2 separate regions of the Homo sapiens genome follow, and region 1 is linked to region 2. A link is a contact called in ENCODE Hi-C or POLR2A ChIA-PET data. All regions are on one chromosome and are shown on one strand. Each heading gives the region's core, a stretch centred on a gene start or an enhancer-like site at or near the end of the contact. The rest is flanking DNA. Distances are from core to core; before and after follow the strand shown. Region 1 overlaps LEKR1 (leucine, glutamate and lysine rich 1). Region 2 overlaps LINC00886 (long intergenic non-protein coding RNA 886).

What was found. Hi-C counts contacts between places; a loop is a spot of excess contacts on that map. ChIA-PET counts read pairs that join two places held with the same protein, here RNA polymerase II (POLR2A).
Region 1: a loop to region 2 is called in a map of CD8-positive, alpha-beta T cell, with 2.0 times the contacts of the local background. The contact joins two enhancer-like sites. A Hi-C loop is called at or near these places in 1 of 168 maps with a recorded cell type or tissue (CD8-positive, alpha-beta T cell). POLR2A ChIA-PET finds 5 or more read pairs at or near these places in 4 of 52 experiments (GM12878, H1, OCI-LY7 and 1 more).

What each region holds. Positions count from the first base shown.
Region 1 is chr3:156,861,117-156,864,855 of GRCh38, forward strand. All of the region lies in intron 3 of LEKR1 (leucine, glutamate and lysine rich 1), which reads left to right. Among named protein-coding and RNA genes, the nearest start is that of LEKR1, 37 kb to the left of the region's middle. Within about 2 kb of position 1,380, at least 2 of the 41 ENCODE cell types and tissues checked have a DNase peak (open chromatin) inside an H3K27ac peak, as active enhancers do.
Region 2 is chr3:156,749,016-156,753,037 of GRCh38, forward strand. It overlaps LINC00886 (long intergenic non-protein coding RNA 886), which reads right to left. Exons shown (of 3, transcript NR_038387.1): 2 at 2,080-2,168; 3 at 1-1,399. Among named protein-coding and RNA genes, the nearest start is that of LINC00886, 66 kb to the right of the region's middle. RefSeq lists an enhancer at 1,837-2,590. Within about 2 kb of position 2,541, at least 7 of the 41 ENCODE cell types and tissues checked have a DNase peak (open chromatin) inside an H3K27ac peak, as active enhancers do.

The sequences.
Region 1 (3,739 bases), core at 130-2,629, 110 kb after region 2:
AGGAAACAGACACTATCAGGGCCTGCCTCACTGGGCCATTAGATTTTTCTCCAGAGTATAATGTGTATGCTTAATTTCATTCACTGAGAGGAAGAAAAATAGTATCTTGAGAAAATAAATACATCAACAACTCCCTTTATAAAAGGTCTTATCTTTTATACATGTCTCATCCAGGCTTCTGCTTTTTGTACTTTTGCAGCACTTTTTGGTGTTTATGGAAGTAGTGTAAAGGGCATTTATGCTAAAAATGATTGGGACAACTTAATTTTGAATAATCAAGATTTGATAGAACAAAGAACTGATGCAGAACTGTAGTTCTTATGGGATGGGGCCTACTTCCTAGGGAACTATTTTCAATCTCTGGGGCCTTTTCAATCCCTCACATCTCTCTTGAGATTCTGATTTGCCCATTTTGGGGTGTGGTAAGAATTCCTACAGTAAAATGAGGACTGTTACTGATGGAAGTCTGCTTGGGCATAGGAACATGGGAAAGGCAGGGAAAAAACGTTGAGTACCATTGTGGAAAAACATTCATTTTCAGGCCATTGAAAAATGGCTCCAGTAGACACAGGGCCATTAAAAAATAATTTTAAATCTAGAAGTTCATATCACTTTTTTTGTCTAGATGTGTAAGTATGAATTTATTACATTGATGTTTGTGCTATGCATTACTTGAACTTTGAGGAACCTAAACAAGCTTATTTATAACATGTAGATCTAAGATCAGCTAATCTTTTTATTATCTTTTCATTTTTCTCCCACACCAACACTAGATTGTGCTCCAGACCAAAGTCCTTAGGTATAGAACATACTATTTTCTTTTATTTCTTCTCTCCATGAACATGTGCAAACAGTAAATAGAAGTTGACAGGGGTTTTTACTATCAGTATAAATAATGTTTACCTGGGTTTCCTTGTTACTAAAACTGGCAAGGTTAAAGAGATTGATACTTATTTAACAATATTGATAGACCTATGTATATGTGTATATCTTTTATTACCAGCATAACTTTGAAAGCCCTTCGTGTATAATTATGATGTTGCTGTAGCAACATGGTTACCAAAATAAGGTACATTTTTTTTCTGCTTTGTCTTTTTAAGGCATTCTTTTTCTCCCAAAGCTTTTTAATCAGCAGTTTCAGGCCCAGCCACTTATTATTTTTTCTATTCACCTTTCCACTTTGAATTTCCCTTGCTTAAAATTAGTTACTTATTATTATAACAAATAAAATAATTTTTATTGGCATAAACATAGTGGGAATTATAAGAATGAATTCGAAGGGAGGCAGTGTATGATGTGGTATAGAGTACAGGCTCTGCTAATACCTAATCCTATGACTTTGCCCCTTAATCTTTCTGTGCTTTGGTTTCATCATCTGTAAAATGGACGGAGAAAGAGCTGCTTCACAGGGATGATACACACATTACTCATTGCTTGGTAGGAATTCAGTTACCTTTCACTTCCCTCACCTTCCTTTTTCCTTTTTCTATGTTTGTTAACTAAGGTTAGTAGCATACTGTTTCTCCCTATAAACATTGTCACTTTCATACCTAACTTGGATATCTAAATATTGACTAATTTCACAAAGGAAGTTCTTGAGTCTAGGAAATATCCTAATCTCAGCTCTCCCACAATTAATTCCAATTTAATTGGTGTTTTAACCAAAGTCTAGCCCAGCTTTGGTTAAGTTCGCAGCCGGTGGAGTTCCACTCAGTGGAGTAGAGATTTTATGGAAAGCATAACTGTAGAACTTAATTATTACTTTTATTTATTATATCCCCTTTCTTTGCAGAAAGGATATGCAGTGATTTAAAAGGGCATAATAAAATTATCAACATAGGAGGGAAAAGGGAGGGAGACGTTGGACAAAAAACAAGAATTTGAATATGTCGACCTCAAGGGTCAAAAGTTAAGTTTGGCTTTCCAGCAAATCCTTTTACCTGAGCTCCAGGGATTTTCATACTCATAGCCTTTTTGTAGGAGTAGGAATAAGGCAGGGGTTGGGGAGGTGGGTTTTTTGTTTGCTTATTTAAGCAAGGCTGACTTTAACATTGGAAGAAATCCCCAGGAAGTCTAAGCGAGATAATTCAGTAGAGTAATTAGGCTCTGGTGAGAACTTCTACTATCTGTGTATCTGAAGCCAGTCCTAATAGGCAATAGGTGGCCACCCCGTCTAATGCTGGACTCCATGCTGCTCTTCATCAAGGAGGCAGCAAAATTATTTTAAAGAATGCACCTCTGGCTTGTCTTTCAGTTAGCTTTTCTCTTGACCCTCATCCCTCCACCCATCTCCTTACTGCCTCACTTACCATAACGCCTGAACAAACAAGTCAGATCATGTTATTTTAGCTTAAGAACAGGTTAATTTTTATTTGTTGCAGGTTTGAATTAATGCACCTTCACAAAAGTGGACAATTTGAATTTTTCTCAGATTCTTTACATATTATTTACATATTTATAACTGGGAACAGCTTTCAAATTGGAGAAAAATGAATTAACTCATTGACTAAAGTATGATCCACAACTCTTATATCCATTTTACAGATGGCTAAGCAAACACAAAGAGATTAAATAATGATGCTCACACAGCTGATCAAATTCTTTATCTTTCTCTTTTATATGATATCACTATTCAGGTTAGTTGAAGAAACCAAACAAATACAGCTATGGTAAGTTATGGTAGAGTGAAGAGACTGTCATTGGAGGCACCTATTTTAAAAGGACAAGGCACACCAAATCTTGAGCCTTGTCTTCTTGGACTGAAGAAACCCAGTTGTACAAAAAGCCATCCAGTGTTAGCAACTCAACCAGGGTTGGTTGAGTTGACAGAACTGTTAGGGAAGCTATCCCTAGAAACATTGTGAAGAACTCAGCAAGAAATCTTCATGTGTTATTTGCCACATTTTAAACTAAAGTGAAGATGTAGTGAGATGGAAAATTATTTTAATCAACTAAAGTGGCTCCACATTTGAAGTCACTAATTTAGACATCCCATTCTTTGTGTACTTCTCATTGTCCAACTTGATCAGTTTCATTGCGTCCTGAAGTCTGCTGATGCCTCTACCTTCTCTCTTTCTTTTTCTGTTGTCACTTTCTTTCTTATCCAGCTTAGATGCCATGTTTGTTATGTCAGTCATCCTTTGACAGTATCTTCAAGTCCCATTTACATTATCCTTCCATCGTATCAGCTGGAAAAACTCCTAATGTGGATGACTCCAGTTAACCACACTCTTCATACAAGTACCCTGGCTGCCAGGAATCTGGCAGTGCCTATTATTTCCTCGTTTTATGGTATTTTCATCTTTTCTTTCTCTACAAACTCCTTCTTTTCCAACAGTATTTCCTCAGGACTCCAAATAAACAAATGAAATCTTCACTTAAACTGAGGCATCTTCCAGATACTTTCTTAGCTCCCCCTTTTCTTGCCATTCTTACTGAATAAATTACCTGGACTTACTGCTTTCATTTTCTCACATGCATATATCCCTCAGTTCACTGTAATTTGGTTTCATTCATCAACATTTCAAAAAAAGTTCTAATTCAGATCATCATTTATTTCCATGTTACTAAATCCAAAAAGTATGCTAGTTATTTGTCTTTCTTGACTTCTTAATAGCATTTGACACAGTATTTTACCCCTTTTATCTAAAACACTCTTATTTCATATCATATTCTCATTTTTTATGTGGCCTTTCATGATACCTATTGCTTTTTATTGTCCTTTTTTGGCCTCTCCACT
Region 2 (4,022 bases), core at 1,291-3,790:
ACTCTAGCCTAGGTGACACAGTGAGACTCTGTCAAAAAAAAAAAAAAAGTCCTGATGCCCAGGCCACACCCTAGAGCTTAAAATTAAATTCTACTTTCTTTAGGGGCAGAAGAGGGAGGAAAGCAGGCATCAGTACCTTTTAGAGGAGGTGATCCAGTGTGTTGCCAAAGCTGAGAACCATAGCTCTACAAGAGCTAGTGCCTGTCCAACCTGTTTGCATAGAGCATGTTCTTCAATAAGGATAGAGCCCTTCCTTCCTAAATGTACTTTTCACTTCCATTTGATATTCAAAATCAGAATTATTAAAAACCGTTTTGGCCTGAGAGGTCATGTGATGGGCACTGAAATGGAACTCCCCTGCGCAAGGGCCTGTGGGATGCAGGCAGATGAAGCCTGCCCTTTGTTCCCCTGCCTGCATTGGTGAAAGCTGATCCCCGTGCAGCCGCTGTCACTGGGCAGAGGGCACGTTTTTCTCTCACTAGCCTAGACCACAGGGATCTTTGACTAGAAATATCTGCAAAGTGTTTGCTGAATGAGAACACATTTCATCACCCCACCCTCTTTTCCTAACTGAATGCCTGTTCAAGAATTTGGGTATATTTTTATTTGATAAGATGAAAAGATGAACTCTCCACATTATGAAGGCTAACAGAATAATCTTTTTGTAGGTGCTTCACAATATGAATTTGAAATGCTTGCTCTTGTTTTGATCCCTGTACTCAGGTGCCGAAATGTTATAGTTAGGAAAAGTTGTCCCTTCTCTCATTTATCAGCATTAAAGTTCCTGAAATAATCTTTAAAGTGTCCAAATGTTGCCATAAAATGTTCGTCACTATTGTCTCCTCAAGTTGCTGAATTTCTGGGATGTTTTGAATTTTTAAAATACATTTTAAGCACTTCAATATATAAAACAAACATAACTTAAAAAACAAAAAACAGCACTCTAAACTTTTTTACCATCTAACTCAGGCCCCCAGTTTTCAGTCAATAAATTATTCAACTCCCCCCGCCCCAACTTTAGTAGAATGGAACACGCTCTTCTGCTGTGTGACAATGGAGAAAGGAGGTTGATGTGTGCAACTGCCACAGCCCCCCACCTTCCTGGGAATGCTCGCCTGACTTTGGGCAGACATTGATGTGGCCCTAATGACTATTTTGACTGTGTTCTGTTTTACAGCTCTACCCAACACACAAGAGGTGAAGTACTGCTTTGTTTTCAGAATTAAACTGTCTCCCAGGAAGCCTTCTAGGGTCCCCTTTGCTTTTCCTTGGAAAGGCTCCAGATAAGAGACAGGCTATTGTTCCTCCACAGCAATTCACAGGCTTGCTTTTCAAATAATTTATCCAATCTCTTCCCTCCATGATAGCCTAGGCTTTCCCTACAATCACATGATGTGACCTGTAAAGAAAAATAAAACAAACACTTATCTGGAGTTCTGACTCAAAGAACTGGATTCTATGGAAATTACAGGCTTTTGCTCTGGCTGTACAGATGTGAGTAGGAATCCATGCATGGCTAATGCAGGAAGGGAACTGGCCTCCATGTGCACAGGCCTGCCAGTGTGTGGGTGGCCCAGGATGAAGCCAGACCCTCCTGGGCAAGCCTCAGCTGGGTTTGAGTCTCCGAGCAGGAGGCCTGGGACTCACACCTGTCCACTTAAAATGTGACAGCCCCCACCACTAAGCTTGCATTCACACAGCCCCAGAAGATGGACTGTCCCCAGCATCCTCACTTGTGTGGTGGCCTCTCATTCCTGTGGCCACTTTAACAGAGCTTGGCTCACCCAGGACCCTGCTTGGATACAAACAAGCTGGCCTTTGATGACAGGAAGGGAGTGGAGATTCCCTCAACGTCGGAGTTTTAATCTTGGTTCTGGGAGACATTACCTCCCTCTTTGTGGATCGCTGATTGCTTTCAAAACAACCAGGAATCATTTTACCTTACGGGGCTAGTGTGTGCTATGATTAATTTAGCTAGGCTCTTAGAAAACAGTAAATGGTGAGCAGCCCTGTTAGTTCCCTTTTTAGAAAGCACTTTAACACCCCTGGGCAGCTAGTTTGATGAGAAGTGCTACTCACCATGACTCTCATGCGCATTCCTTTTTCTTGACTGATTCTCGAAAGGCTTTTCAGTCCCTCTGATAAAAATGCACTGCTTCCAAATGAGTCTAAAAATTAAGCAGGAATACAAATTTTATCTTTAAAAAAATAAATCCTAATTTCTAATGAAGGAAAAACAAGAAATAATTTCATGCTAATTAGGAGGGAGACACATAGCCTGCATTTTGGAGATAAATAGGACAAGCTTTTGAGTTTAAAGTTTAACTGGAAAATGTCTGCCTCAAAGGAAAACTCAATTTGAAGAACTTGCTCACAGCTTAGGGATCTCACTCAAGCCATTCTTACCCTTTCCCCTTCTCTTTCCTTTCCTCTCCCACCCTCTCTTTCAATGCCGAACCCCAGAGGCCACGGGAGTGAGTCTTCACAAGGCGCATTAGTACATCTTGGGTGGTGCCGAAAAGCAGGGATTACAAATGCTGGAGACAGTTTGGCAGCGGATGTGCCTCAACCCAGCTCTGCGGATTCCACATTCTTCCCCTGGAGGGGAGCCGTCGCCGCGGTTGCCTGAAAGCCCATACTGCCAGCAGCCAGGGGTTCAGCAAATGCCTGGGGAGCTGAAGGGTTTTCTAGAAACCTGTCCAATCTCTGCCTCTTTCTCTGGGGTTGCACAAGGATGTGCCAAACTCAACCCGTTTGATAGTTTTAAACGTGCCGCTTACATGTGTTTTTAATTTTTATGTAATAAAGGAATGAATGCTTCATAATTAAAGACCAGTTGGTGATTAAAATCAGTTTCGTTGATGACTAACAAACACAAATAAAACCTGATATAAATCTTTATGAGATCTGTGAGGCCCACAGCAGCGACAGTTCCTCTTCTCCTGACCATGTTTTCTCTGAAGCAGCATGTCTCTCCACTTTCCCTCAGCTTTGTTTTGCCCTAGTAATTCTCTCTGGCTTCTACAATTGCCTATCCTTTAACCTCCTGTTTTTGATTACCAACTCGTGTTTATTTTAAATGTAGTTACTCGCCAATTAAATAGAAATTAGCTACATTTAGAGACAGGGTTCCTGATTACTGCTTTTCCTTTGGCAACTGTTAATTCTTCTTTAGGCAATCCTGAAAGCAGAAATCCCAAGGTCCAGATCACCTTGCCAGGGCACCTTAGGGTAGCTACCTGTTAAATCCAGAGTTGAAGGAATCAGGGATGAGATGCTCGCTTCACCTGTTGGGACCTGGAGCAAGTTGGGCTGTACTGGAGACGTTTCCTGTTGTAATTCAGTTAACTCTTTTTTTTTTTTGACGGAGTCTTGCTGTGTTGCCCAGGCTGGAGTGTGGTGGTGGGATCTTGGCTCACTGCAACCTCTGCCTCCTGAATTCAAGCCATTCTCCCACCTCAGCCTCCCGAGTAGTTGGGATTACAGGCGCCTGCCACCATGCCTGGCTAATTTTTGTATTTTTAGTAGAGACAGTGTTTCACCATGTTGGCCAGGCTGGTCTCGAACTCCTGACCTCAAGTGTTCCACCTGCCTCGGCCTCCCAAAGTGCTGGGATTACAGGCGTGAGCCACTGGCCCGGCCAACCCATTTTTGATTCAAGACAGACTCTCCTCCAGAAGGAGGAGGAAGAGGAGGAGGTGGGGGAGGAGGAGTGGAGCGGAGGTGGGTAGAGGAGGAGGAGGAGGAAGAGGAAGAAGAAGAAAAAGAAGGAGGAGGAGGAGGAGGGAGAGAAGGGGAAGAAGCCATCTTCAACTTTTGTTTTTTAGGGCAGCTGAAATCCATCTTCCTTTTCACCCAAACACTGATACAGCTGCCTGTTTGGGTGAAGGAGAGGCTCCCTTTCTGGGTTGGATAGAGCACATAGGCTATAGCAGTCAGCATCAGGGAACAGTCAACATGTAGCCTTCCTATTTTTAAATCAAAGCCATTGTGCTAATCACCCAGATAATCTGATATGGATA